2 separate regions of the Homo sapiens genome follow, and region 1 is linked to region 2. A link is an interaction called in ENCODE POLR2A ChIA-PET data of the cell type or tissue named here. Cell type or tissue: endothelial cell of umbilical vein. All regions are shown on one strand. Each heading gives the region's core, and the rest is flanking DNA. Links, peaks and the distances in the headings are about the cores only. Region 1 has its middle 11 kb from the start of PECAM1. Region 2 overlaps CEP95 (centrosomal protein 95).

Region 1 (15,311 bases), core at 6,375-10,374, 120 kb after region 2:
ATTTCTGTCTAGAAGCACCATTTCCTGTGCATATTCTCATACCCCAACTTGGCTGCCTTTTTGATTTTTACGTATCTATTTATTTCAATTGTGTTTAATCAGGTAATGAAGCTCTAAAGAAACAGGAAACATGGAGACAGTGGTATAGAACAAGGTGAAGGATTACATCCTTGCATAACCTTGGTGAATACATATGTTACATTCAGTGTATTTCAACTGTTTCAGACTTTGATCCCTTCCATCTTTGTTCTAGACCAAAGATTTTTCTATTGTGGAGTATTTCAAGAAGTCCTGAAATGTTTTTCTTTCTGTTTTGTGTTTTTTTTTTTTTTTGAGACAGAGTCTCACTCTGTCACCCAGGCTTGTGTGCGATGGCGTGATCTCGGCTCACCTCTGCCTCCCGGGTTCAAGCAATTCTCCTGCTTCAGCCTCCCGAGTAGCTGGGATTACAGGCGTGCACCACTATGCTCAGCTAATTTTTTGTATTTTTAGTAGAGATGGGGTTTCATCATGTTAGCCAGGCTAGTCTCAAACTCCTGACCTCAGGCGATCCACCTGCCTTGGCCTCTCAAAGTGCTGGGATTACAGGTGTGAGCCACCGCACCGGGCCCTGAAATGTTTTTCTTCCAGAGGCCCTGTGTGAGGAATTAGGGCTCAGGGCTGAAGGCAGGCAGCCAGCATCACCACTTCAGCTGTGGGATCGTGGACAAGAGTACTAACCTCTCTGAGAGTCTTGTTTCTCTCTTGTAAAAAGAGGGTAATAACAGTAACTGACTCATAGGATTAAAGGAAACGTGAGAAATATGTAAGCACTCAATAAATATTAGTTATTATTATTTAAATAAAAGCTCCATAGCGGAGTCTTATAATTTTTAGGAGTAAAATCATAACTCTCATGCAAATATAATATGAACATGTGTCAAATATTTTATTTAACTTATCAATTAATGAGTGAACCAGTGAAATGCTATAACTTACTCAAAGGAGAATCAAAGAGGATATGTATATATGATTAGATTGATTGACCAATTGATCATTAGATATGCAGATATCTACCATCAGGGATGCTAAAATGAGTTGGCTTAAAAGATGTAAAACTGGTTGGGTGCGGTGGCTCACGGCTATAATCCCAGCACTTTGGGAGGCTGAGGCGGGTGGATCACCTGAGGTCGGGAGTTTGAGACCAGCCTGACCAACATGAAGAAACCCCGTCTCTACCAAAACATACAAAATTAGCTGGGCGTGGTGGTGCATGCCTGTACTCCCAGCTACTCGGGAGGCTGAGGCATGAGAATCACTTGAACCCAGGAGGCGGAGGTTGCAGTGAGCCGAGATTGTGCCATTGCACTCCAGCCTGGACAAGAGCGAAACTCCGCCTCAAAACAAAAGATGCAAAATTGCTCAATATCATTAGGGGAATTATCAACTGCATCATCCCCACTGGTCACAACTTGCATTTCTCTGGACAACCTGGAAAATTATAAGATATCTCAAAGACAATGAAAGGCACAGAAACCTCAAAGAGTCAGATAAGCTGGAAGAATGTGCTAGATTGCCTCTACTTTTTGTTGAAGACACCCAGGAATGTTTTAGGCCTATTTCAAACCCTTTCACAATTTTTCCTGATGCTTGTTCATTTGATATGAGGTCAAAGGACAATACTTAACGTGACCCATATCCCTATAGAGTTTTATGATATTGAGGCCCGCAGTGGCCTTATGAGGAGCAATCTACAGGCTGGTGAGCTGAGGCTTGGTAGACTTGGCTCACATGAGTTCAGAAGTCCACAAACCTCCCCCAGGGCAGCTCATCCTCCCTTTCTTTTTTCTTTTCTTTTCTTTTTTTTTTTTTGAGATGGAGTCTCGCTCTGTCACCCAGGCTGGAGTGCAGTGGTGTGATCTTGGCTCACTGCAACCTCTGCCTCCTGGGTTCAAGTGATTCTCCTGCCTCAGCCTCCCTAGTAGCTGGGATTACAGGTGCCTGCCACCATGCCTGGCTAATTTTTGTAATTTTAGTAGAGATGGTGTTTCATCATGTTGGACCAAGCTGGTCTCGAACTCCTGACCTCAGGTGATCCTCCCGCCTCGTCCTCCCAAAGTGCTGGGATTACAGGCGTGAGCCACCGCACCCCGCCAGCTCCTGCTCCCTTTCATGGTGGGTGGTGCAAAGCAGGATTGCTCTTGGCCCCTCAAGGCCAAACTAATGAAACTGTGCTACGTGCAACTGATGCAGGGCAGGTGAACTCCAGAATTGGGGCTTAGCCTGGCAGGGTTCTTGGCTTTGCCCAGGAAAGAATTCAAGGGCAAGCTAGGGGAGCCGGTGGTGTTAGACAGCAACTTTTATTGAAGCGGCAGTGCACAGCAGCAGCAGACAGACTGCTCCTTGTGGAGCAGGGCTACCCTATAGGCAGTGTGCCCAGAGCACCAGCTCAGGGCAGTTCTGCATCATATGTGTGCCCATCTAGTTATATGCAAATTAAGGGCCAGACTATACAGAAATTTCTAGAAAAAGGGTGGTAACTTCTGGGTTGTCAGGTCATTGCCATGGAAAGGGGTGGTAACTTCCGGTGTTGTCATGGTAACGGTAAACTGACACGGCACACTGGTGGGCGTGTCTTATGGAAAGCTGCTTTCTCTCAGTCCCTGTTTAGCTAGTCTTCAATTTGGTCCAGTGTCCAAGCCCTACCTTTGGAGTTGAGTTCCGCCGCCTACCTCAGAACATTTGTAGAGCCATTTAAAAAGGAAAACTCTCTAATGTGACCCTTTGTAGATCCACTTTATGTCTGATAAGGAAAGGTTGGAATTCTTTCTGCTGTGTAGGCACAGGTTCAGGGCCACACAGCCCTTCCCTTCTTTGAACACCGGATTAGTGCATCAGGGAGCCCCGGCGTGGTGGATTCAGGCTCAAACACTGGAAACAGTCCAGCAAAACCTTGACCTATAGAGAGTGAAGGGCACAGGGCCAGGGGAGGGGAGCTCTTTGCGGACACAGAGTGACTTCTTTCTCTAACCTGCCTTTTGGGTTTCCTTGGCTTTTCCTTCCTCCTCCTCTCGGATGAACTTGTGAGAATGAAGGTGCATGTCTGTGGCCCATGCTGGGTCCTCCAGGCATGGTGGGCTCTGGGAGGGCCATGGCTGAGGAGCCCAAGGAAGCCAGGCCCGTTGCTTTCTCACCTGAGGATTCGTCTCAGAACCATGACACAGTCAAATGAGAACAGAAACCCCACTCTAAGGCCGGGGGCAGTGGCTCAGGCCTGTAATCCCAGCACTTTTTTGGGAGGCCAAGGTGGGTGGATCACTTGAGGTCAGGAGTTCGAGACCAGCCTGGCCAACATGGCAAAACCCCATCTCTACTAAAAATACAAAAAATTAGCTGGGCATGGTGGTGTATGCCTGTAATCCCAGCTACTCGGGAGGCTGAGGCACGAGAATCGCCTAAACCCAGGAGGTGGAGGTTGCAGTGAGCCAAGATTGTGCCACTGCACTCCAACCTGGGTGACAGATCCAGACCCTATCTCAAAAAAAAAAAAAAAAAGAAAAAAGAAAAGAAAGAAATCCCACTTCAAATCTCTACTAGAGGTTGCTTGAAGGTTGCTGGAAGGGAGATGTGAGAGCAGACTTACACCACTCTGCACAGAGAAAAACCCATGAAAAACTTGTGTCTCCCTCAGAGTCATGGTAGTGGCCCCAGCGTCCCTGACACCCCTCCCAAAGTCAACCAGTCAGTCTCTCCCTGTTTCCCTCACCCCCAGATCAGCTCCTTTCTGCCTCATCCTGGGCCTTCATCCTTCTGTTGTCCCCAGACGACCCCACCGCCCCTGGGGATAGACTAGGCTGCATTTTGCTTTTCTTTCTGTTTTTGGGGTCCCTGTCATTCTAAAGTTTGTCCAGCCAATCTGCTTAGGTTTCCACAGTGGGAACACAGACACCTTTTTTTTTTTGAGACGGAGTCTCCCTCCGTCACCCAGGCTGGAGTGCAGTGGTGCAATCTTGGCTCACTGCAACCTCCGCCTCCTGGGTTCAAGTGATTCAGCCTCTTGAATAGCTGCGACTACAGGCTTGTGCCACCACGCACGGCTAATTTTTGTATTTTTAGTAGACATGGGGTTTCACCATGTTGGTCAGGCTGGTCTCGAACTCCTGATCTCAAGTGATCCGGCCACCTCAGCCTCCCAAAGTGTTGGGATTACAGGTGTGAGCCACCGTGCCCGGCCAGATGCTGTTTTTTTATGTTGTCTGGGCAGTCATTTGTGCGCTCCATGAACAGTTGCATGGTCCTTTTTAGCATCAGACTAGAGCTATGATTCCCAGCCCACAGTGACAGAGGCCACCTAGCCACCTTTGCAATGGCAACCACATTGACGATGACAGTCTTCCTTCCTTTTCCTTTGTCTTCAGCTGTGGCAATCAGCGGGACACTGCTCTGACCCCTGGCATTGGTTTTGACAAATACTTGGCTCCTTGTTAGCTTTATTAATAAGATGAAGAGATATTTGACAGCTACATTCTCCCCCTAAAAGAAGAAGGAGTGGCCCACATGGCTTCTGGAGTTCTTGGGAACTGACACAAAACTTGCCTCTTGGTGGAGGCTGGGTTTGCCTCAGGTGGGCCCAGAGGAGACTCCGCAGCTTTAGGAATCACCTCCCTCTCTCTCAGCTGGCTTTTTCTTTTTTCTTTTTTTGACAGAGTCTCGCTCTGTGGCCCAGGCTGGAGTGTGGTGGTGCAATCTCGGCTCGCTGCAACTTCCGCCTCCCAGGTTTACTCGATTCTCTTGCCTCAGCCCTCTGAGTAGCTGAAACTACAGGCGCATGCCACCACGCCTGGCTAATTTTTGTATTTTTAGTATAGACGGGGTTTCACCATGTTGGCCAAGTTGGTCTCAAACTCCTGACCTCAAGTGATCCACCTGCTTCAGCCTCCCAAAGTGCTGGGATTACAGGCATGAGCCACTGCGCCTGACCTTTTTGTATTTTTTTAATAGAGACAGGGTTTCGCCATGTTGCCCAGGCTAGTCTCAAACCCCTGGCCTCAGGTGATCCGCCTGCTGTGGCCTCCCAAAGTGCTGGGATTACAGACATGAGCCACCATGCCCAGTCTCATCTGGCCTTTTAAAACATTTGCAAAACTTTCCTTACCTGCTGTGTTGCACAGTTCTGGCTGAAATATACCTCCCTATAATTTCCACCGAAAGTGGAAAAAAGTCTAGTTCTTCTTTCATATAAAACAATGCAATTATTTAGGCTGTGCAGGATCGGGGTGTCAGGTACTTTTCAGGTCTGAGGTGAGGCCGTGGGCAGGGCAGCTTCTACCCACCTCATCTCAACTCTCCCTTTTCTTGCTCAGTGTCACATGTAGGACCAGTTACATAATTTGTGGGTCTAGTGCAAATGAAAATTCAAAATTATCAGGAATTTCAAGGTGGCGACAGCAAGGCATCAAACCAAGCATGGCAGCTTCTGAGCACAGGGCCCCTGTGACGGCACGGGTCACACATCTATGAAGCTGGCTCTGGTCTCATGACTCATGTGTGTCAGGTCAGGGACTGGGTCTGAGCCTTCTGCCCAGAAAGGTGCTGTAAAAGGTCAGTCACAGAAGCCTTGTAGCAAGCCAGGCAGACACAGGCAGGCAGATGTGGTGCTGGGAACTTGGTTGATGTTTCACCTCCTGGCCCTCAGCTCCCCATCTGTAATATGGGTCATGATACCCCTGTGGTAGGCTGCTGATGACCCCCAAGGATATCAGGCCCTGACCCCTGGAACCTGTGAATGTTGCCCTATATGGTGTCTTAGTTTGTTTGGACTGGGTGCCTTAGAAACAACAAAAATGGGCCGGGCGCGGTGGCTCACGCCTGTAATCCCAGCACTTTGGGAGGCTGAGGCAGGTGGATCACCTGAGGTTGGGAGTTCAAGATCAGCTTGACCAACACAGAGAAACCCCATCTCTACTAAAAACACAAAATTAGCCAGGCATGGTGGCTCATGCCTGTAATCCCAGTTACTCAGCTGGCTGAGGCAGGAGAATCGCTTGAACCCGGGAGGCGGAGGTTTCAATGAGCTGAAATTGTGCCATTGCACTCCAGCCTGGGCAACAAGAATGAGACTCCATCTCAAAAAAAAAAAAAAAAAAGAAACAACAAAAATGTATTTCTCACAGTTCTGGAGTTTGGGAAGTCCAGCATCAAAGCTCCAGCAGCTCCAGTGTCTGGTGAGGCCTACTTCCTCATTTATAGATGGCTGTCTCTCTGCTGTGTCCTCACATGATGGAAAGGACTAGGGAATTCTTTTCTTGCCTTTTTTTTTTTTTTTTCTGTTTTGAGAAGGAGTCTTGCCCTGTCACCCGGGCTGGAGTGCAGTGGCGCGGTCTCGGCTGACCACAACCTTTGCCTCCTGGGTTCAAGTGATTCTCGTGCCTCAGCCTCCCAAGTAACTGAGGCTACAGGCGCGCCACCATGCCAGCTAATTTTTGTATTTTTAGTAGAGATAGGATTTTGCTACGTTGTCCAGGCTGGTCTCAAACTCGTGGCCTCACGTCGATCTGCCCACCTTGGCCACCCAAAGTGCTGGGATTACAGGCGTGAGCCACCGCACCGGGCCTAGGGATTTTCTTATGGTCCCTTTCATAAGGGCACCAGTCCCATTCATGAGGCCTCCACCCTCATGACATAACCACCTCCAAAGGCTCCACCTGCAAGTACTATCACACTGGGGAGTTGGTTCCAACATGTGAATTGTCGCGGGGATGCAAACATTCAGTTTGTAACATGTGGGAGAATGGGATTTGCAGATGTGATTAAGTTAACAGTTTTGAGTTGGGGAGATTATCTGGATGGGCTCCAAATGCAATCACAAGTGACTTTACCAGAGAGGCAGAGGGAGGCGGGGCACATTGGTTTATGCCTATAATCCCAGCACTTTGAGAGGCCCAGGCAGGAGAATCCCTTGAGCTCAAAAGTTCAAGGCCAACCTGGGAAACATAGCGAGACCTCATCTTTACAAATAATTAAAAAATTATCTAGGCATGGTGGTGTGTGCCTGTGGTCCCAGCTACTCAGGAGGCTGAGGTGAGAGAATCACTGGTGGTCAAGGCTGCAGTGAGTCGTGATTGAACCACTGCACTCCAGCCTTGGAAACAGGGTGAGACCCCATCTCAAATAAATAAATAAATAATAAATAAGGGAGATTAGACACACAGAAGAGAGGTGATGTGAAGATTGAGCAGAGATTTGAAGATGCTGGCCTTGAAGACTGGAGTGATGCACCCACAGACCAAGGAATGCCAGCAGCCACCAATCTGCTCCTGTAAGAGGCCAGGAACAGATTCTCCTCCCGCAGAGCCTCTGCAGGGAGTGTAGCCCTGCTGGCAGCTTGATTTTGGTCCATTCATACTTATTCTAGATCCAGAATGGGGAAAGAATAAGTTTCTGTTGTTTTAAGCCAGGAAGTGTGTGGGTATTTGTCACTGTAGCCACAGGAAATGAAAACATACCCTCTAAAATTTTTAAAATAACAGATTCATTGAGATATAGTTCACATGCCATACCATTTACCTATTTAAAGCGTGCAATTCAATGGTGTTTCATATATTCAGAGTTGTGCAACCATCACCCCAATCAATTTTAGAACATTTTCATTATCCCAAAAAGAAACCTGTATTCTTTAGCTATCTTGCCTAATCCCCCAGCCCTAGCCAACCAAACTACTTTCCATCTCCATGGATTTGCGTATTCCGGACATTGCATAGAAATGGAATTATATAATATGTGGCCTTTCATGTGTAGCTTCTTCCACTTAGCATGTTTTTAAAGTTCATCTATAGTGTAGCATGTATCAGTATTTCGTTCCTTTTGTTGTTGTTGTTTAGAGACAGAGTCTCATGCTATGACCTGGGCCAGAGTGCAGCGGTGCAATCCTAGCTCACTGTAGCCTCAAAGTCCTGAGCTCAAACAAGCCTCCCATCTCAGCCTCCAGAGTAGCTGGGACTACCGGGGCACACCACCACACCAGGCTAATTTTTAAAAATTTTTTGAGAGAAGTTGGTGGGAGGTGAAAAAAAAAATTTTTTTTTTTTGGTAGAGCCAGGGTCTGGCTATGTTGCCCAGGCTAGTCTCAAACTCCTGGCTTTAAGCGATTCTCCAGCCTCGGGCTCCCAAAGTGCTGGGATTACCGGTGTGAGCCACCATGCCCTGCCCAGTACTTTATTCTTTTTATTGCCAAATAATATTCCATTATATGGCTATAACACATTTTGTTTGCTCATTCATCAGTTGATGAACATTTGTGTTGTTTCTATATTTTGGCTATTGTGAATACTGCTTCTATAAACATTTGTGATTTTTTTTTTTTTTGAGACGGAGTCTTGCTCTGTTGCCCCAGGCTGGAGTGCAGTGGCGCGATCTCGGCTTACTGCAAGCTCTGCCTCCCGGGTTCACACCATTCTTCTGCCTCAGCCTCCCGAGTAGCTGGGACTACAGGTGCCCACCACCACGCCTGGCTAATTTTTTTGTATTTTTAGTAGAGACAGGATTTCACCGTGTTAGCCAGGATGACCTCGATCTCCTCACCTCATGATCCACCCGCCTCGGCCTCCCAAAGTGCTAGGATTACAGGCGTGAGCCACCGTGCCCAGCCCTATAAACATTTGTGTGCATGTTTTTGTGTGGACGTGTTTTCAGCTCTCTTGACTATATCCCCAAGGGTTGAATTGCTGCTGGATCACATGGTAACTCTATTTTTAATTTTGGGGAACCACCAACTGTTTTCAAAGTGGCTGTATCATTTTACAATGCCATAGTAGCATATGGGCATTCCTGTTTCTCTACATCCTCATCAATATTTGTTGTCTGTCTTTTTGGTTATAGTTATCCTAGTGGGTATGAAGTGGTATCTCATTGTAGTTTCGATTTGCAATTCCCTAATGACTAATGATGTTGAGCATCTTTTCATGTGCTTGGGGTCATTTTTTTTTTTTATCTTCTTAGGAGAAATAATCTGCTCAAATCCTTTTTTTTTTTTTTTTTTTTTAAGATGGAGTCTCATTCACTCTATTGCCCAGGCTGGAGTGCAGTGACATGATCTCAGCTCACTGCAACCTCTGCCTCCTGGGAACAAGCGATTCTCCTGCCTCAGCCTCCTGAGCTCCTGAGTATCTGGGATTATAGGCATGTGCCACCGCCCGGCTAATTTTTTGCATTTTTAGCTGAGATGGGGTTTCACCATATTGGCCAGGCTGGTCTTGGAACTCCTGACCTTGAGTGATCCTCCTGCCTCAGGCTCCCCAAGTGCTGGGATTACAGGCGTGAGCCACCACGCCCTGCCCCTTTGCCAATTCTTTAAAATGGTTGTGTTTTTGTTGTTGAGTTGTAACAGTTCTTTATATATTCAAGATCCTAGACCCTTATCAGATATATTATTTCCAAATATTTTCTCCCATTCTGTGAATTACCTTTCACTTTCCTAATGCTATCCTTTGCAATAAAAACATTTTTAATTTTAATACAGTCTAGTTTATCTGTTTTTGTTATTTTGTTGCTTGTGCTTTTGTGGTTTTGAGAACAGAATGCACAAACACCTGTTTTGGCTTCAGTGCCTGGGACATGGTGGTGCTCTTCCCAGGCCAGCGGCCAGGCCACTCAGGGTGGAAGACAGTAGGTCCCTTAACCCCTTGGGCTGTTGTGTGCCTGATCTGTTGTCAGGCCCTTCTTCATTAGGTTTAGAAGATACAGTCATCAGAAGAATAAAACCACTGTCTAGGTAAAAGAAATTTTTAAATATATAATATGAATATCTTCTTATTTATACCAGTACAGTTTCAAAATGTAATTTTTTTTTTTTTGTGGAGGAAGAGGTCTACAAAGGCAAAAATGCCTATGGTTATGAGTCATAATACAACCATGTCAGCCAGGTGCGGTGGCTCATGCCTATAATCCCAGCACTTTGGGAGGCCGAGGCGTGCAAATCGCTTGAGCTCAGGAGTTCAAGACCAGCCTGGGCAATGTGACGAGACCCCATCTCTACAAAAATTACCAAAATTAGCCGGATGTGGTGGTGCATGCCTACAGTCCCAGCTACTCGAGAGGCTGAGGTGGGAGGATGGCTTGAACCTGAGAGGCGGAGGTTGCAGTGAGCTGTGATCACACCGCTGCACTCCAGCATGTGCAACAGAACAAGAACCTGTCTCAAAAAAAACCCCAAAAAATCCCAAAAACAAAACAACCATGTCCCTTGTAACTGGAGGGGGCCTCCTGCAGGGGATGGAATAGCACAGACTCCTCCACAATGTCCCTGCCTGCCTCCCTTTTGCCCAGCTGCCCAACTTTGTGAGGGGCCAGACTGGGGTGGTGAGGGCAGCATATGGTGGGTGTGGAAGAAAAGGCACTGAGCGCTGCCCCTTGGGTTCACTAAGTCAGCTGAGCTCCAGAGCAGCGATTCAGATGTGGCAGGCCCAGCCAAACCAGATCAACAACTGTTGTTATTATTGTTCAATCATAACTATTGTTTTTTTTAAACTTTTTAATTAATTATTATTACTTTTTGAGACAAGGTCTTGCCCTGTTGCCCAGGTTAGAGTACAGTGGTGTGATCGTGGCTCACTGCAGCCTCAAACTCCTGGGCTTAAGCGTTGCTCCCACCTCAGCTTCACGAGTAGTTGGGACCACAGGCATGCACCACCGTATGCAGCTATTTTTTATATTTTTTTGTTGTTACTATGTTCTTACTGTGCTCTGCTGGTTAAATGTGCTTTCAAAGGCTAGCTCTTGTTTGATCTTCCTAACAAGCCTATTCAATGGGTAGATGGGCACATTATTCCCATTATATAGGTGAGGAACATGAGCCTCAGAGCATTTAAGCTATTAAGCTGCAGAGAACAGACAGGGAACCCAGGCTTCTGATTTACGCATTAGTGCACGTTCACTCCCAGGCTGGGGTGTGTCCCAAACCCAGTGGATGGGGGCTGTTGAGTCTGGCTCATCAACTCTCCAAGACTAATGAGATCTGAGGCTACAGGTGGGGGAAATGGAACGGCCGGTGAATCTCATTTCCAATCACCATTGTCATGAAATAGGTGGTTGGCCTGCTGTGCCCTCCGACATGTCTGTTGCCCACCTGCCTCCGCCTTCCTCCCCCCACTCCACCTCCAGTTGCTCAGAAAAACCACTTCCTGAAGTTTATTCCAGCAGACAGCTTTTTCTGTGCAGTTAACGAGTCGCTATGTTTCGGATCTGCGTTACTTCCCCGGTATTTGAAGGCAGGAGCACTGCAGGTAGGAATAACTGTGTGTCTGTCCTCCTTCAATTCTGCTTGGCTGAGAAGAAGCGAACAACACCATGGGAGAAACAGGGTCCTGGGTGAGTTTGTTAAGCCTGGTGGGAACTCCTGGGGTCCCTTGGTTATGTAGGAGTCAGTCTCTTGATCAGTTACCAAGAAGCCAAAGCCGTGTGGGAACCTTTGCCTCAACCCAATCAAGGAATCCACCAAGGTCAAGGGGAAGAAGTGAGGAGAAAGGAGAGGCCCACAAACGAATAAAAACCCATTCAATTTACTATATTGAAAAAGGCCAGGCCAGGCATAGTGGCTCATGCCTATAATCCCAGCACTTTGGGAGGCTGAGGCTGGAGGATCTTCTGAGACAAGAAGCTGGATTCCAGCCTGGGCAAGACCCTGTCTCTACAAAAAGTAAAAAATTAGCTGTGCGTGGTGGTGCACACCTGTAGTCCCAGCTACTTGGGAGGCTGAGGTGGGAGGATTGCTTGAGCTCAGGAGTTTGAGGCTGCCGTGAGCCATGATTGTGCCACTGCACTCCAGCCTAGGAGACAGAGTGAGACCCTGTCTCAAAAAAAAGATGTTGGCTGGGTGCGGTGGTTCATGCCTGTAATCTCAGCAGTTTGGGAGGTTGAGGTGGGCGGATTGCTTATGGTCAGGAGTTTGAGACCAGCCTGGCCAACATGGTGACATCCCATCTCTACTAAAAATACAAAAATTAGCTGGGCATGGTGGTGCACACCTGTGATCCCAGCTACTCGGGAGGCTGAGGCAGGAGAGTTGCTTGAACCCAGGAGGCAGAGGTTGCAGCAAGCCAAGATTGCGGCACTGCACTCCAGCCTGGGCCACAGAGCAAGACCCTGTCTCAAAAAAAAAAAAAAAAAAAAAAAAGGCCAGGCGCGGTGGCTCACGCCTGTAATCCCAGCACTTTGGGAGGCCGAGGCGGGCGGATCACGAGGTCAGGAGATCGAGACCATCCTGGCTAACACGGTGAAACCCTGTCTCTACTAAAAATACAAAAAATTAGCCAGGCGTGGTGGCAGGTGCCTGTAATCCCAGCTACTCCAGAGGCTGAGGCAGAGAATTGCTTGAACCTGGGAGGTGGAGGTTGCAGTGAGCCGAGATTGTGCCACTGTGCTCCAGCCTGGGCAACAGAGAGAGACTCTGTCTCAAAAAAAAAAAAAAAAGAAAAAGAAAAAAGACACACCAAAGATAATGATAATAATAATAAAAGGTACATACTGTATGAATCTTTACAAAATTCCAGAACATGGAAACTAATCAGAAAGCAGATCAATCTTTGCAGTGGGGAGGGTGCAGAGGGCAAGGGAGACGAGGGGCATAGGAACCTTTTGGGGGTGGTGGATGTGTCTGCTTCCTTGATTGTGGAGGTTGTTTCATCAGTATACACATGTCAACACTTTTCTGAGTGTATACTTTAAACACAGCTTATTTTATGTCAATTATATAATACTTCATAAAGCTGAACAGAAATTCAATTTCTTAATTAAAATTTTAAAGGTAATACTGCCGGGCACGGTGGCTCCCGCCTGTAATCCCAGCAGTTTGGGAGACCAAGGTGGGTGGGTGGATCACCCGAGGTCAGGAGTTCAAGACCAGTCTGGCCAACACGGTGAAACCCCATCTCTACTAAAAATACGAAAATTAGCTGGGCATGGTGGCACATGCCTGTAGTCCCAGCTACTCAGGAGGCTGAGGCAGGAGAATCACTTGAACCCTGGAGGTGGAGGTTGCAGTGAGCTGAGATAGTGCCACTGCACAACAGCCTGGGCAACAGCGCAAGACTCCATCTCAAAAAAAAAAGAAAAAAGTGAAAGGGTAATACAGTCACATGATTTAAATAACAAAAGTACAGAAAGCTTTACAAAGAAAAGTCCCCAACTGCTCAGTTTCTGCCACCCACCCCTCTGCCACAGATAATAAGAATCCTTTGCATCCTTACTGACTTTCTACAAGTTAATGTTTACCCTCCCCTACTGATTGTAAAGTATTCTAGTCTACTGTAAATAGCAAGTCAAACAAACGTTAATAACCTTAGAGTGTGAGGTAAACCCTGGACAGGCATGCAGTACTCATTTTTGCCTATTTCCAATTTCAGATACTTTTTCTTACATTATGGAAACTATCTGTTCATATTCTTTGCCCATTTTTCTATTGGATTGTTGGTCTTTTCTTTTTCTTCTTCTCTTTTATTTTCTTTCTTTTAATCAGGCAGCCTCCCAAGCCAGAGTAGCTTAGACAGACTCCCGAACTTTTTCTTCTTAATTTATGAGTGTTCTTCACACACTAGGGAAGTTAGCTCTTTGTCCGTGATGTGAGTTGCAAACATTTTTTCCAGTTAGTAGTTTTTCTCTTGACTAATTTTTTTTTTTTTTTTTTTGGCAAAACAGAACTTTTTTTTCATAAAGTACAATTTATCAATCAATTTTATGGCTTCTGGATTTTAAGTTTTAGTTAAACCAGCCTCTGCCATTCAAGGTTGTAAGGACTTCTTTTCTTCTTTTGTATTTTCTTCTAGAACTTTTTTTTTTTTTTTTTTTTGCGAGACAGAGTCTTGCTCTGTTGCCCAGGCTGAAGTGCAGTGGCATGATCTTGGCTCATTGCAACCTCTGCCTCCCAGGTTCAAGTGATTCTCCTGCCTCAGCTTCCCAAGTAGCTGGGACTACAGGCATGTGCCACCACGCCTAGCTAATTTTTGTATTTTTTAGTAGAGACAGGGTTTCACTATATGTGGGCCAGGCTGGCCTTGAACCCCTGACCTCAGATGATCTGCCCACCTCGGCCTCCCAAAGTGCTGGGATTACAAGCATGAGCCACTGTGCCTGGCCCCTTCTAGGACTCTTATGGGTTTATTTGTACATTCATATCACTGGTCCATTTGGAATGTATTCTGGTACACAGTGTGAATTATGGGATACAATTTTTCAATTTTCTAAAAAAAACATTTATTTTTGAAATAAAGCTTTATTTTATCATGGTATCCTGAAAATATTAGAATCATTTATGAAGCAATTGCCACATTTTAGAAATTTACTTTGGAACTTGAGGGCACGGGGTCTGGGGTCTTGGCATTTATCACTATCATTTGAATTGTTGCTCTGCAAAAGGTGCTTACTCTGCAGTGTCTAAAAATTACCATTGAAGCCAAAATTTATTTTATTAATCATGGTGTTTCCTTTTCTGTTCCCACATCAAAATTTGGTAGATGGGTGAGGGTAATTTCCAGTAGGTTGCCAAAGAAGATAGCTTATAGTGGGGAATGGCGAGCACAAAACAACAGCAAATAACGCAATGGAAAACATTCCTTTAGAAATAAATGGGTAAAGTGTGTATTGCTGTTCAAGGCTCTTATCAAAACTTCCACTGAACCATAGGTCAGAGAGAGGAATTGTTTTCTAGCTGGAAGCCATTACTTCTTGGTTCTTGCCCTGAGGTAGAGGAATCTGGTTTTGACTGTGGCCAGTTTGTATCTGTCTTAGCTTTACCATGGGGAAGTCCTAGAGGGTGGCATTTCAGAAACAATATGGCACCCTCAAGGCAGTGATCATCTGATTCAGACAATACAGTAGTTTGTCTTCATCCATCTAGACAATCATCCATTGCACTAATGCTTTTTCATCATCTACTAGGTTCCAGACACTCTCCCTGTCATCAAGGAGATTGCAGTCCATTTGGGGGAGGACAGGCCATTATGACACATCCTATAATAAAAGTGTCTGGCTGGGCGCGGTGGCTCACGCCTGTAATCCCAGCACTTTGGGAGGCTGAGGTGGGTGGATCACAAGGTCAGGAGGTCGAGACCATCCTGGCTAACACGGTGAAACCCGTCTCTACTAAAAATACAAAAAATTAGCCGGGTGTGGTGGGGGGCGCCTGTAGTCCCAGCTACTTGGGAGGCTGAGGCAGGAGAATGGCGTGAACCCGGGAGGCAGAGCTTGCAGTGAGCCAGGATTGCGCCACTGCACTGCAGCCTGGGCGACAGAGCGAGACTCCATCTCAAAAAAAAATAAAAGGGTCCGACAGCTGGGCCCGG
Region 2 (15,311 bases), core at 3,688-7,687:
CTGGGCTCAAGTGATCCTCCTGCCTCGGCCTCCCAAAGTGCTGGGATTACAAGTGTGAACTACCATGACTGGCCCCGGATGTAATTTTAATGTTATTATCATAAAACTGTTCCCTGAAAGTTACTTTAAAAACTGGAAGCAACTTAAATGGCTTGAAGAATGTTATGTTATGTGAATTATGGTTCGTCCACGTTACAAAACCAGTTAGGCAGTAATATTTTTATGTATTACTACCATATGAAAATTCCAGAGATGATAATAAGAAACAAGAATGATTTTTCCAGGCCGGGTGCGGGAGCTCACGCTTGTAATCTCAGCAATTTGGGAGGCTGAGGCAGGCGGATCACGAGGTCATGAGTTCGAGACCAGCCTGGCCAACATGGTGAAACCCCATCTCTACTAAAAATAAGTTAGCTGGGCGTGGTAGCAAGCGCCTATAATCCCAGCTACTTGGGAGGCTGAGGCAGGAGAATCGCTTGAACCCAGGAGGCGGAGGTTGCAGTGAGCCGAGATCATGCCACTGCACTCCAGCCTGGGCAACAGAGCTAGACTCTGTCTCGAAACAATAAAAAAAGAATGTTTTTCCAGTTACTATACTTTGTTATTTACCAATAATATGAAGACCACCAATAGATGTACTAATGTGTCAGAGACTCTGTCCCATTAAAAAAAAAAGGTAAGTGGTGAGAATTTAGATAATAAAATAGTGGATGCAAAAATATGCAACCAAAGACCATGTTAAGCAGAATTCAGATACCATAATTAATAGCAAACATTTACAAGTAAGATCATGTAAGACCAAAAAGGATCTCATATACAGCAATAAAAGTAAAAAGGCTAATGGCAACAACAATTGCCCCAAGAATGATCATCAGCAGTAAAGAACTAACATCCATTACAACTCACTGTCTTCAACAAAGGATGTCCTACTCTTGGACAAAACACTAGGAGGGTACAACATATCTTCATGTGATTTAGAACTTGGTGAGGCTAAGGCTTTTTTAGACAGCATTTCATTAGGACATTGAGCACCTAGGAAAGAAAATATTAAAGGTAAAATTTTTAACTATCAAAATAGTTTGCTGAACATTATACTAAAAGCCAAGAGTTTTGTACTCAGGAAACAAATATTAAATAATGTTGAACGAAATAATGTTGGTCCAACTGCTCAAAATACCAATTATTATTTTTCTTTTTCAGACAGCATTTCCCTCTTGTCGCCAGGCTGCAGTGCAATGGCGTGATCTCGCTGCACTGCAACCTCCACCTTCCAGGTTCAAGCAATTCTCCTGCCTCAGCCTCCAGAGTAGCTGGGACTACAGGCACCCGCCACCATGCCTGGCTAATTTTTTGTATTGTGACAGGGTTTCACTATGTTGGCCAGGCTGGTCTCGAACTCCTACCTCAGGTGATCCGCCCACCTCAGCCTCCCAAAGTACTGGGATTACAGGCGTGAGCCACTGTGACGGGCCATAATATCAATTATTTTTAATTGCTATCAGAAAGTAAGATGCCATTTTGTAATCCAGAATCATTTATACAATTTAAAAGCAAAGTTTCATACAATGTTTCATTATTTAGCTTTAGAAAAATAGATGCCAGAGTTACGGAAATGCTGGCTGTTTTATGGACATGTCTTGGTATGAATAGACACCAGAGTTAGGGTCTTAGCTAGTACCAGAAACATGGACTCATGGTCCAGGCCAAGCGCAGTGGCTCATACCTGTAATCTCAGTACTTTGGGAGGCCAAGGCAGGCAGATCACTTGAGGTTATTAGTTCAAGACCAGCTTAGCCAATATGGCGAAACCCCATCTCTACTAAAAATACAAAAATCAGCTGGGCATGTGGCACATACTTGTAATCCCAGCCGCTTGAGAGGCTGAGGCAGAGGTTGCAGTGAGCCGAGATTGCGCCACCGCACTCCACCCTGGGTGACAGAGCAAGACCTAGTGTCAAAAAAAAAAAAAAAAAAAGACTATGGTCCATATATTGAAGCTTAAATTAGATGCCTGTGAATGTATATGACAGTTATCTGACACTTTAAATCTCAATATGAAAGGAAGCTGCCATAAGCCCTTTTATCACATCAAACCCAAACACCTTGGCCAGGCATCTCTCTGAATCTTTTTTCCTTTGCCTTAATTGCATTACTCTTAAACACAATTCCCCTCTCTACTTATAATGTTAAAATAAGTAATTCATTTTACAGTAACATCTTTTTTACATAGCACTTGACATCACAGAACCCGTTTCTGCAATCACCATCCCTTCCATTCCCAATCAATCCATCTGATTCTCCTACTTCAAGAAACATTTTTGTAGTATCCACACTTGACTCTGGTCCTTCCGTTTCTGTGCCTATCCCAATGGCAAGCATAGCTTTTTGGTCTACTGGAGGGTGAGTTTGCCAGGAACCAAAAGTAAGGGAGAACATTCCAAGACTTGTGGTCCATATACTGGTTTAGTAATTTATGAAGCCACGGTGGACAGGATGGAGTAGGATGATTGGAGGAGGGCAAGGTTGGAGGCTCAAAATTGGGGCTTGAAAGATATCCGGGTCTACTATGTGCAAGCAATAGGCTGTTGGAAATCTGGCCTGAAGCCTAGAAGAAAAATTGCTACTGCATATACGAACTTATTGGTTCAAACAATGAAAAAAGTGAGTCAACCACCAGTTCAGGAAACTACAATTAAAGAATACCCTGAAAGCGTGACCAGACTATAAGCTGCATCCATAATTCTCTTCCCAGGTTATAAGGAACCGCAAATTACCTAATAACCTTGCATACACTTATTTGCCTTGGACTTATCTGCCCATATGCCTGCGACTTCAGATAAGTGTTCATATTTAATGGGTAGTGGGATATTCTGGAATTTCAAATCCCATGTCCAGTTAGCACTCTATTCTTCTCAATTTTAAACACTCCTACATACCATTTACATTTTTATAGTTGTATGTTGAATAATAACTGATACTTCAGGTTTAACTACTCACCATTACTTCTTAGAGAAAAGGTGTGTGCTGTGTCTCCAAGTCTAATGATTTCACCAGTGGATTCTGCTTCATCTCCATCCCAAGAGGGGCCCAACATCTCAGAAGACAAGGAGCACCTGGAAAAGTTCCCTCCTTCACTCAGGGCCCAGCCTGACCAGAGGGCCCTTCCCCTGAGGACCTGGAGAGCTGCTGGGTGCAGAAAAAGGAAAAGACTCTCCCTTTTGCTGCTTAGCATGTCTTGCTGCTTATGTTTTGTTTTCACTGATATATGAATGGTAGAAATAGCTGTATATAAAGTGTCAACGATTAAATGTATAGGAGAACAGCAAATACTGGTGACTCTAGGGTGTGGGAGTGAAGGGGGTGGGATGCTAACTTTGCATTAAATATCCTTCAATTGTTTCACTTTTGCGCTTATTTTGTTACTTTAAAATTCTTATGGAAAGAAGTTCATCAGGCCGGGCATGGTAGCTCACACCTGTAATCCTAGCACTTTGGGAGGCAGACATAGGTGGATTGCCTGAGGTCAGGGTTTGCGACCAGCCTGGCCAACATAGTGAAACCCCATCTCTACTAAAAATACAAAAAATTAGCTGGACGTGGTGGCAGGCGCCTGTAATCCCAGCTACTTTGGAGGCTGAGGCGGGAGAACTGCTTGAACCTGGGAGGCAGAGGTTGCAGTGAGCCGAGATTGCACCACTGCACTCCAGCCTGGGCAACAAGAGCAAAACTCTGTCTCAAAAAAAAAAAAATTTCATCTTATGATGGTCTCCTCTGAGACACATTTTTTACAATGTACTATACCTAAAAAAGAAGGCATTGCCTGTGCTCTTCGAACCATGAAGACATAGCATTATGCTCAACCTCTAGTTAGCAAGAAGTGCAATCAAACCTGTCATGACAATACATTTTTGTCTATGAAAGAAGCACAAGTTTAAAAACTGTGAAAATGATCAATGATACTGGCTCATGAAGGTCCTGTAACCCAGCATTGCTATACTGTTGGTAAATGTACAGTCATGGCCTTTTTGGAAAACAGTCTGGCAACTTTTATTATTAGCCTTAAAACATTTACACTGTCTTACTCTGAATCTAGCCTCAAGATATGAGGAAAAAAAGAATAAACATTAAGTATCACGTTTTTGATAATATTTAAAAAAACTCTCTACTTTAGAGGAATGGCTTAGTAATTTATGAAGCATCCACATGAATGATGTTATACAGTGATTACAAATTATTATAAAGAATTTAACAACTTGAGGCTGGGCGCAGGGGCTCACGCCTGTAATCCCACCACTTTGGGAGGCTGAGGCAGGCGGATCACTTGAGGTCAGGAGTTCAAGACCAGCCTTGCCAACACGGTGAAAACTCACCTTTACTAAAGATACAAAAATTAGCCAGCCGTGGCGGCGTGCACCTGTAGTCCCAGCTACTCAGGAGGCTGAGGCACAAGAATCACTCGAAACCGGGAGGCAGAGGTTGCAGTAAGCTGAGATTGTGCCACTGCACACTCCAGCCTGTGTGACACAGCAAGACTGTGTCTCAAAAAAAAAATTAAACAACTTGAGAACACTTAATGTTAAGTTTAAAAATGCAGGAAACGAGCCTGGTGAGGTGGGTCATGCCTATAATCCCAGCACTCTGGGAGGCTGCAGCAGGAGGATCGCTTGAGGCCAGGAATTCAAGACCAGCCTGGTCAATATAGCAAGATGCCATCTCTGTTAAAAAAAAAAAAAAAAAAAAAAATTAGCCAGGTGTGGTGGCGCACACCTGTGGTCCCAGCTACTTGGGCTTAAGCTCAGGAGTTCAAGGCTACAGTGAACTCTGATCACGCCACTGTACTCCACCATGAGTGTCAGAGCAAGACCCTGTCTCTTTATTAAAAAAGCAGGGGTGAGGGGCAGGCAACGAAATTATATAGACATATGACTAAATCCAAAAAAGAAAAAAATAGTAAAAAGGACTAAAAAATTTAACAAAATGTTAACAGCAGTTATTTAGTTCGGAATAGATTTTTTTTCCTGCTTTTTCTATTTTGCAAGTTTTTTGCAAAGATGATGACGTACTTTGATGATTAAGAGAAAAACAGGGACCAGGCGCGGTGGCTCATGCCTGTAATCCCAGCACTTTGGGAGGACAAGGCAGGTGGATCACCTGAGATCAGGAGTTCGAGGCCAGCCTGACCAACATGGTGAAACCCCATCTCTACTAAAAATATAAAAATTAGCCGGGCATGGTGGCGCGTGCCTGTAATCCCAGCTACTCAGGAGGCTGAGGCAGGAGAATCCCTTGAACCTGGGAAGCAGAGTTTGCAGTGAGTCGAGATCATGCCACCACACTCCAGCCTGGGCAACAGAATGAGACTCCGTCTCAAAAAAGAAAAAAAAAGAAAAATATAAAAATGAGTAGATAGTTGATACTGAGATTTAGGTATTATATGTAACTCAAGGTTCTTAAAACTCCCTCAGGAAAGTTTAAAATATGAGAAGTTAGTAGAAGTTTCACATTAGCTTTTTTTGGTGCCATCTTGGTATATTACGTGTGATTTTAATTCTTAGTCCAAAAAGCGTAACTTGTTTTCATCAAATTCAGAGACACTAAGTGCTACCTCCCAAAAGAAACTCTTTTCCATGATGATTTAGATTCTTTAGTACTTTCTGGCTCTTCCAAACGTTCTCCTCGATCAGATTCTTTAAAATACTGTTCAGTTTCACCTGTTCAGAACAGATAAAAACAATACCAAAAAACCCCTAAGTGAATACTACTTTTTCTATGTAAGAGGCAGGGAAAGGTAAGGACAGTGAGGCACCCCTAACTTGCCATGGTAAACAGGGTTCTAGTGAAAGTGCAATCAGAAAGAACCAAATCACCTGTAATGAGCATGTATTATTCGAGTAACAAAGAAACAAGAATATTGCTTTAAAAACAGGGTCTACAGTTGTATGAGCAATGTTTTATTTTTTAAGTCAGTGGCAGGTCCATTCAATATTTTTATACCTCTCCATCTGTAAAGGATGTCTGAGGTATATCAAGGTGACAGAAAACGTGATTGTGTCAACATAATGCAAGCTCCAAGATAATCATGCCTTAGGCTGAGTCAGGCTGTATCAGGGCTTGGATGAAATTTTTCTTAAGACCATCAGTCTTTTTCCACCCCACCATACTTGAAGAATACATACTTTCACCAGTAGCTATAACTCACTAGGGAAATAATTTCAAAATACATGTAGGTGAAACCTCCCATGATTCAGATTTACCCCTTTGGATATTCTCATGCCCATGTCTAGAGATTCACCATTCAAACACCCACCTTCATTTTTTTCTACTTCCATATTCACCAAGCAACATTTCAATAACATCAATTAACATTTATTATGCATTTACTCTGAGCTAGGCTGTGTGCCCAACTGTTTACACACATCTACTTACTTAACTTTCACAACAACCATGAAAGAATTTCAGATGAGAAAACAGGCTTAGAGAGCTGCCATCATATAGTGAGAGGAAGAACCCAGCACTGAACCCATGGTCTTCCTTCGAACCCCTCCTTCTTCAGTGGTAAATGATAATGCTAGCTCAGGTCCCAGGTTGAAGCTGCCCTGCACAGCTGATATGATTAGTGATAATAAAGATTTGTTTCCCATTACTGTTAACTGGCATTTTGAAGAACCTGATCAGCTCTAGGAAATATTGCCAGGTAAGTATATATTAGACCTGCAAAGATGAGAAGCAGACTGTAAGAAAATGCTGTCCAGCTAAGGTACTGTCATATAGGGAAGCCTATCTGAGCAACTTCCCCAGTAGCTCACCACATACTGCCGATCTCCCCTGGGAATATCCTTCAGTCTTTCACCACCACCAGACTCACATAAAAGTATCTCTCAGTTGCCTCCTCCTCTCTTCATCCCCACTGCCATATCATTAGCCAGGCACTACCATCCCTCCCCTTCCTGCGAGCAAGCACTAAACTGTAAAAAACTGCTGCTCTCTTTACATTTCAAATTAATCTCAATCTCTTTACTTAGAGGTTGTTTTCTACCTCTTAACCCTGTTACTAAAAAGACTAGAAAGGTACACAGCATACAAATACCTACTGGTAGCCTTGAATTAGGTGAGTCCCACCTGTCAATACTCTCCCCTAGTTCTAATTCCCCCTTTATGCTTTTATTGTATGTAGTTATGGCTGTCTCCCTGACTCAAGTACAGGTTTGAGAGTATCAACATGACAAGCAGCTTGGAATCCTCCCAGAGTACCCAGACGCCTATAAAACACTCAATTTTTGAAACAAAGAAATGTCCAGTGTGGCAGACTTTTCAATTTTCCCTCCCAGTTTTTAAACAGTTTAGTAACAATGATTAAAGGTAGGAAACTATCTCTAACTAAAGACTTTAAGATTAATTTCAAATGTGACTATCACAGGTCTCACTATAAACAAAGTGAGAATGGAGGATGAGCCTACCCCAATTTTTTGTCTTAATTTGTATTCGAATTTATGTAAATTGTGGTTGCTGCTGAAAGTTTATTTTTGATAACTTTTCAACATAAGAACAGGTAATATATTATTCCATTCGTGACCAACAGCATTATTTACTTAATCTCAAATTATTAAGACAGTTAAGTTCTTTCACTTTTTGCAATGACAAATATCTGAAATATTTAGGCTGTCACAAATGTAAGTGCAGGCTAAAGACACAAATGCACCAATTCTTCCTGTTGATGCCTCAGTAACATCCAAATATTTACCATAAATAGCAGTTCTGACACACGAAATTTTGGAGAAAGAAATTTTATGCAATCATAGGACAATAAATAATTTAGCCAGAAATTTATCTTTCTAGTATAAATTAGTTTTGAAGTAATTTATGAGCAACATCCAAGTTGATAAAGAACATGATGACAGTCTAAGACAGTTTCCAACCAGCTGGAACAATAAGAATTTGAAATTTACAACTACGGTTATCAGGTATACTGTATTAGTGAATCTGCTTCCTATGAAGAAAAATACACAAAAAGATAAAAGGCAAAAGGGACACATCATAAAAGGTAAACCAAACCAAATTTCCATTCTTAAACTTACTTTTCTCATGAGATGTTTCACTGATGCGTTCTGTAAGATACTCCAACAAACCATCAAATATTTCCAGGAGATTCTTAATAGATTCTTTATCTCCTTTCACTATATTTTCTCCTGGAGACAGAATATAGAGCTATTAAAAAATTTAACCATGAAATCTGAAAGCTTCATAATCTTGAAACTTGGATATAACATTGTGAAAATGCTATTTAAGAATACAGGCGATACATACCAACTTACAGCTCCTTGGAGATTAAATAAAAAAAAGAATACAGGTGAAACAATTATAAATATTAAGAACAACAATTTCCTGCTGCCTGATTATATTTGAAGAAAAAAAGGGGGAAGCTTTAAATATGGCGTCTAATAATTCACTGGCATATTCCTTCCTTTTTTGGAGAAGCAAAATAATTGGACTTAAGAAAACATGTCTAGTAAGATTTATACCAAAATATATTGCAGCTAAACAGAACTTTACCAGATTGGTGGGAAAAAGTGGCAGGAGAGAACACTTTCAGATTGTGGTATCCTATTCTAAATGGTGGTTTGTTCAGAAGATTATAGCAGCAGAGTAACATCAAAACAACAAAAAAAAACAATAAACTTGTTGGGATACTTTCATCAGAAATTCCTGAATTCTCCACCATAACCCCCCATATTTGTTAACTCCTCATTTTGTATAGATCATACCATTTTTCTGATTAAAATCCTTTCCCTGGCTCCCTTTCTGAAATATAAGCCCTGCATATAAAACCTTTTTAAATCTCACTCCATCTTCAGCGTCTCCAGCTACATCTCTTACCATATCCACTTCATATTCATAACTTACACTCATAGATCATAGCACAGTCCCTAGCACAGTACCTACTCCGTAACAGATTTTTAATATAAATGATTAGGTTGAAATGTTGAATAGAAATGGGTTGGCAAAAAGCATGGAAACTTGACATATTTAATGTCACCTGAAATGGACTCCAAATCAACCTCAGGTATAGATAGTACTTAACCCTTGTGACACTCTGATTGTCCTTTGGGAGATCATGCCTGGCATTCTCATGAGTTCACACCAATATGGGAAAAGCAGTGTAGAAATTTGACATTTGGGAGAATCTAGCCATTCGTAACCTCAGCCATGATGCAAAACAAACCTAAACCAGAAATTTGACGTTTTATACTACTACTAGTAACGACAACGTTTGAGTTTTTTCGTTTAAAACAATGAACCAGAAATCTTGGTTTTGGACGTGTTTTTCCGGCTTAAAAATACCTAAGTATATCCCAAGAGCATCCTCAAAACTTTTCAGTTTCTAGGATGGGGAGTATACTGACAACCTAGCAACTAAGACTGCCAGCCAGAATGCAGTGCTTCATGCTGCAGGAGAAACTGTTTTACAATTTTTCATAGGGTGGGTGTAATCTGTCAAAGACAGCTCTGCATTAAAGAGTTTTACAAACATGTATGTTTATAACCCTGCTATAGTATGTTTAACAAGCACAAATACCAGAACTTGTCCTACTTGGGTGATAAAGCAATTACAAATTGCAAAAAAAAGAGGGAAACTATGGGAGTAGCCCTCAAATTATCTCCGAACTGATTTACCCATTCACTCACCTAGAACTGCATTAAAAAACTTAAGACAGAAGAGTATTTTATTCTCTTCGCAAAAATTTGTTCTTGTCAGTATCAAATTAAGAGATGTAAATCAGGACTTATCCTGATTAACATTTATCTCCTTTTACAACTATCAAAGAATAAATCAACAGTATAAATCCTCTTTTTGTGATTATAGTTTCACATTGTCAATATTCCCTCTATTCATAAGCTTGAAATAACTTACTGGAATAATCATTCATTTCTAAACATAAATGAAATACACATAATACAGTGATTTATAAATATATTTGGTATGCTTAGTTTTAGAATACAGTATAGTATACTTTATTTTGGAGATTTAATTACAGAAAAAAACTTCTGAATAGATAACATGGTTCAAAATTCAGCAAGTGCAAAAAGTATACACTGAAAGTTCTTGTCCCTTTGTCCTGCAACCCTGAGGTTCCCTTTGTTGGAAGCAATCAGTATTACGAGTTTCTTGTATATGCTTCTAGAGAGTTCTTCCGATTGCAAACAACTGCAAATACTTCTGCACACCTTTGTTTTTACAAACACTAGCATACTACTCTGCACATTACCATTATAATTGTACTACATTTTTCTCGCATCACATATGCTAGAGATTGTTCCCAACACGGAACATTGTGCACAAAGAGCATATTCAGTCATCTTTTACAGCCACAGAGCAGTCCACTGTATGCAGCTATCATGATTTATCTAACCAATCCCTACTAATGGACATTTAGGTGTTTCTAATTTTTAGCTATCACAAACAAGTAGCATTAGTATGCTTTAAAATAAAACAATACGGCCAGGTGTTGCGAGAAGTCAGGGACCCCAAACAGAGGGACCGGCTGAAGCCATGGCAGAAGAACGTGGATTGTGAAGATTTCATGGACATTTATTAGTTCCCCAAATTAATACTTTTATAACTTCTTATGCCTGTCTTTACTGCAATCTCTGAACATGAATTGTAAAGATTTCATGGACACTTATCACTTCCCCAATCAATACCCTTGTGATTTCCTAGGCCTGTCTTCACTTTAATCTCTTAATCCTGTCATCTTGTAAACCGAGGAGGATGTATGTAGCCTCAGGACCACGTGATAATTGCGTTAACTGCACAAAATTGTAGAGCATGTGTGTTTGAACAATATGAAATCTGGGCACCTTGAAAAAAAGAACAGGATAACAGCAATTGTTCAGGGAATAAGACAGATAACCTTAAACTCTGTCCGTTGGTGAGCCGGGCGGAACAGAGCCATATTTCTTTTCTTTCAAAAGCAAATGGGAGAAATATCGCTGAATTCTTTTTCTCAGCAAGGAACATCCCTGGGAAAGAGAATACACGCCTGGGGGCAGGTCTACAGACGGTCCCCCGGGCGTGGCCATCTTTTATGGTCTGTAGACTGTAGGGCTGAAATAGACCTCAGTCTCCCATATCGCTCCCAGGCTTATTAGGAAGAAGAAATTCCCGCCTAATAAATTTTGGTCAGACAGGTTGCTCTCAAAACCCTGTCTCCTGATAAGATGTTATCAATGACAATGGTGCCCAAAACTTCATTAGCAATTTTAATTTCACCCCAGTCAGGTGGTCCTGTGATCTCGCCCTGCCTCCATTTGCCTTGTGATATTCTATTACCTTGTGAAGTACTTGATGTCTGTGACCCACAACCTATTCGTATACTCCCTCCCCTTTTGAAAATCCCTAATAAAAACTTGCTGGTTTTTGCAGCTTGTGGGGCATCACGGAACCTACAGACATGTGATGTCTCCCCCAGACGCCCAGCTTTAAAATTTCTCTCTTTTGTACTCTGTCCCTTTATTTCTCAAACCTGCCGATGCTTAGATAAAATAGAAAAGAACCTACGTGACTATCGGGGCAGGTTCCCCGAAGGCCAGGCACAGTGGTCCAGGCCTGTAATCCCAGCAATTTCACGAGTGGAGCCAGGTGGATCAGCTGAGCCCAGGAGTTCCAGACCAGCCTGGGCAAATGGCGAAACTCTTGTCTTTACAAAAAATAGAAAAAATTAGCCAGGCATGGTGGTGCACACCTGTAGCCCCGGCTACCCGGGAGGCTGAGGTGAGAGGATCACCTGAGCTTGGGAGGTTGAGGCTGCAGTGAGCTGTGATTGCACCACTGCACTCCAGCCTGGGCAACAGAGACTCTGAATCAAAAAATAAAAATAAATAAAACAACATAACATAAAAACAAAAAACACACCTCAAATTACCAGCTAGGATATTTACGTTTCAGACCCAGATCAATTGCAAAATCAATGTTCAGCTCTCCTGGAAAAGTTCTCATGTATGGACCTGACCTCTATCAGTTGATTGTCTTAGCTCAATCTTACAATTTGGTCTACTCCATAAGCTCACTCATTTGGTTAAGTAAACAATGTCTACAGTTCTAACAATTATTTTTACTAAAATGCATAATTATGTGATAGTTATACATATACCAACCTGTTATGTGAGACAAGCTGACCTGCAAGTAGTCCAAGGCCAGTGAATCAATTACTGCTTGTACATTGTGTGCATCATCTTCTTGACTCCTAGGAATAACTATGAGGTCTGGGGGGGGAAAAAATCACATAATTTTGTATCCATGAGAGGCCAAGTTTTCATCTCATTGTCTCTGACTAGGCTACTGAATATGCTCAACTGCTATAAAGGCTCTGCCCAAACAGAACATGCTGTAAAGTACAGATAAAGTTAATAAACCCTGAACTCTACACAGCAGAATCTTTACTGGTTGAGTATTTATTGATTGAACCGATTTATCAATATTAGACTGGTTGAATACGGTTGAATATTTATTACACCATATATATATATATAGATATATAGATATACATGAATATGCTTTACAAGAAGCACCATGTTAAGGAAGATAAAGTGGTCCCTAAATTCAAAGACAGCTAATAGTCTAATAAGGGAGCCAAGACATGATACTTTAACCCATAACTATGGGCTACTTTCTACGAAGAAAAAAAAAACACAGCAGGCATTCAAGGAGCGTTCTTATATATACACATATGTATGTTTATTTATTATTTATTGAGACAGGGTCTCGCTCTATCGCCCAGGCTGGAATGCAGTGGCGTGATCTTGGCTCACTACAACCTCCACTTTCCCGGCTCAAGCAATTCTCTTGCCTCAGCCTCCCAAGTAGCTGGGTTTATAGGCGTGCACCACTATGCCTGGCTAATTTTTGTATTTTTAGCAGAGATGGCATTTTGCCATATTGGCCAGGCTGGTATTGAACTCCTGGCCTCAGGTGATCCACCTGCCTCAAGTGATGAGCCTCCCAAGGTAATGGGATTAGAGGTGTGAGCCACCGCGCCTGGCCCTTATATGTCCTTTTGAATAGCCAACTAGAATTATTGGTATAAAGATTTAAAAGGTCAGCACAGGCTGGACGTGGTGGCTCATGCCTGTAATCCTATCACTTTGGGAGGTAGACGGGAGGATCACTTAAGCTGAGTTGGTACCACCCTGGTCTTGAACATAGTGAGATGGTGAGCAAGATGAAAGGACATATGCGCTTATTAACTGTCTTGGTAAATGAGGTTCATCATCTACAAGCATCAATTCTTATCCCTAGCACTGGTTAAGTAACAGAATCCAATAAATTCCCAAGCTCCACTCAATTTTACAACCTTTGAAGGTACATTTACAGAAAAGATGCAACTTTCACAAGGCAGTAGCCATGATTAGGTTAAGCCGTGATTATCAGGAGCCCTCAAACTGATCTGCTCAAGGCCGTTATTATGAGTGGGTTCCACAGGGTATTCCTTAAGGAATACAATATTATAATTATACAATATGTGATATTAAATACAATTTAATATACAATATTTATTTTAATATTGTATATTAATATAGAATTTAATATGCAATATTAAAAAAAGAAACAAGCAAAGAGAAAATGAAATTTTATAAATATCAAAGAATCTAACTAAAGGACTAAAAACTTTTGGCCTAAGATATAGGCAAAATTACTCCTGCTTTTAGTATTCTTACCTGGTACCTTTTCTCCCAAAATAGACTGATAAAGAGCAATAAAAACATTAGCATCACAGTCTTGAAGTTCATGTATTCTCAGATGTATATGACACTTAAAAAGAAGGTTATTGGCAATGGTTACCCACTCTGTTGGGAAAAAGGGGGAAAGATCAGTCTTAAAAACCACCAGAAAAAAATCACACAGACATTTAAAAAATCCAACAACCTCCCCCCCAACAAAAACAGACACTGAACTTTGCAGAAGATAAGGAATTTGATTGTTAGAGAATTTCAAAGACCCTTTAGGCATGGTTTTTAAAAAGATGTATTTAATTTCTTGGGATGATTTCCAGAGTGCTGTAATTTCTACATAGTCAAAACTATACTGCAAATTCAATTGATACTGTTGCAGCCTAAAATCTTAAGTTACTTATATAAGCCTTACATGGGTGTTTTTAGTTAAAACATATTTACAAGTAAACAGGAATATTATGTCATAAACAACAGTTTAATGATAATCCGAGGTTACCAGAAACTCATTAATGGAGGCTGCTTCGCACTTGCAATAGTATTGGTCTTGTGTTTACCCAATTATCTTGTGCAAGTCAGGGTTTCTCTGGTGCCGGAAAAAGTGGTGATTAAACTTAGGCTGTTAAGAACTGGTATAATAACAACATCAACGGTAATGCATTTGTTAGTTTTTCTTTTTTATTATATCGATCTATATGAAAGAAAATATGGGAAGTACATGAAGCTCAGAATTATCAATACTGTTGACGTTTCCTGCGTACCACATTCTCCTCTCCCCTAGATATTGCTGGGATTTGCAAAGTTTAACGGTTTCTGTACCAAAAGTAACTTAGCTTAAAATACTTGTTCCTTGAAATGCCTGGGAATTGGTAGGAAAGCACTTTCAATCGGTATTAGAAACAAACATCTCCACTATGTTCTGGACACGTAACGTTCTGGAAACGAATGAGAGTGTATTTTCCATGCACATAATCCCCCTCCCCACGCCCATTTCTCACAGCTGGCCAAACCATGACAACTGGTTTGTACGCAGTCCTTGTGAAAAGGATGAAAGCGTCCTAGACAACCAAATTAATTCGCTCTTCAAAAGCGGTGCTAGACAAAGCCCATGACTCTAGAGGGCACTGAAGAGAAAAAAGCACAACTATTCTACAGGGGCATATTCTACTATTCTGCAGGGGCATAATAAATCTTAAGAATGCTGTTCCTTTAAAGACCAATACAAAAGCAGGTACGACCTCAGGGCCCATAGTGCAAGGGCGGAGGGCACACGGACAGCGGCTAGACGCCCCACAGAAAGACAAGTCCGGGGACGACCCTTCTGACCGCTCTTTTTACAGCCAGGACCCAAGTGTCCTACCGGCCTCGCCCCAGTGCCTCTCTCTCTCCCACAGCATACTGCTGTTCCACGGCCTCGAAGCGAAGAGGTGGTGAAGCTGAGAGACCCTATCCAGGGAACCCGCCAGCGCGACGCGGCGTCTGAAGGTCACGAGCCCCGCCGACAGCCCAGACCCAGTCCGGGCTAGCCCGAGGCCTCCCTGGAGGTGGACGGTTTCAGTCCACACATACTGGGACCCCAGGGAGAC

What was found. Peaks named below come from ENCODE experiments on the same cell type or tissue, not always from the same donor. Only the 100,000 strongest peaks of a DNase experiment are listed, where the experiment ranks them.
Region 1: POLR2A ChIA-PET joins it to region 2 with 5 read pairs; 19 of 35 experiments call an interaction of 5 or more read pairs at or near these places.

What each region holds. Positions count from the first base shown.
Region 1 is chr17:64,394,261-64,409,571 of GRCh38, reverse strand. No RefSeq gene overlaps it. Among named protein-coding and RNA genes, the nearest start is that of PECAM1, 11 kb to the right of the region's middle. RefSeq lists enhancers at 4,605-4,684, 4,795-4,904. In endothelial cell of umbilical vein, for the core only: no CTCF peak of the experiment used is centred there; no DNase peak of the experiment used is centred there; H3K27ac peaks cover 2,595 bases.
Region 2 is chr17:64,507,123-64,522,433 of GRCh38, reverse strand. It overlaps CEP95 (centrosomal protein 95), which reads right to left. Exons shown (of 20, transcript NM_138363.3): 2 at 13,714-13,842; 3 at 12,154-12,261; 4 at 8,076-8,186; 5 at 5,606-5,711; 6 at 2,998-3,113; 7 at 907-1,032. Among named protein-coding and RNA genes, the nearest start is that of CEP95, 7.8 kb to the right of the region's middle. RefSeq lists enhancers at 14,845-14,954, 14,667-15,283, 15,265-15,311. In endothelial cell of umbilical vein, for the core only: no CTCF peak of the experiment used is centred there; no DNase peak of the experiment used is centred there.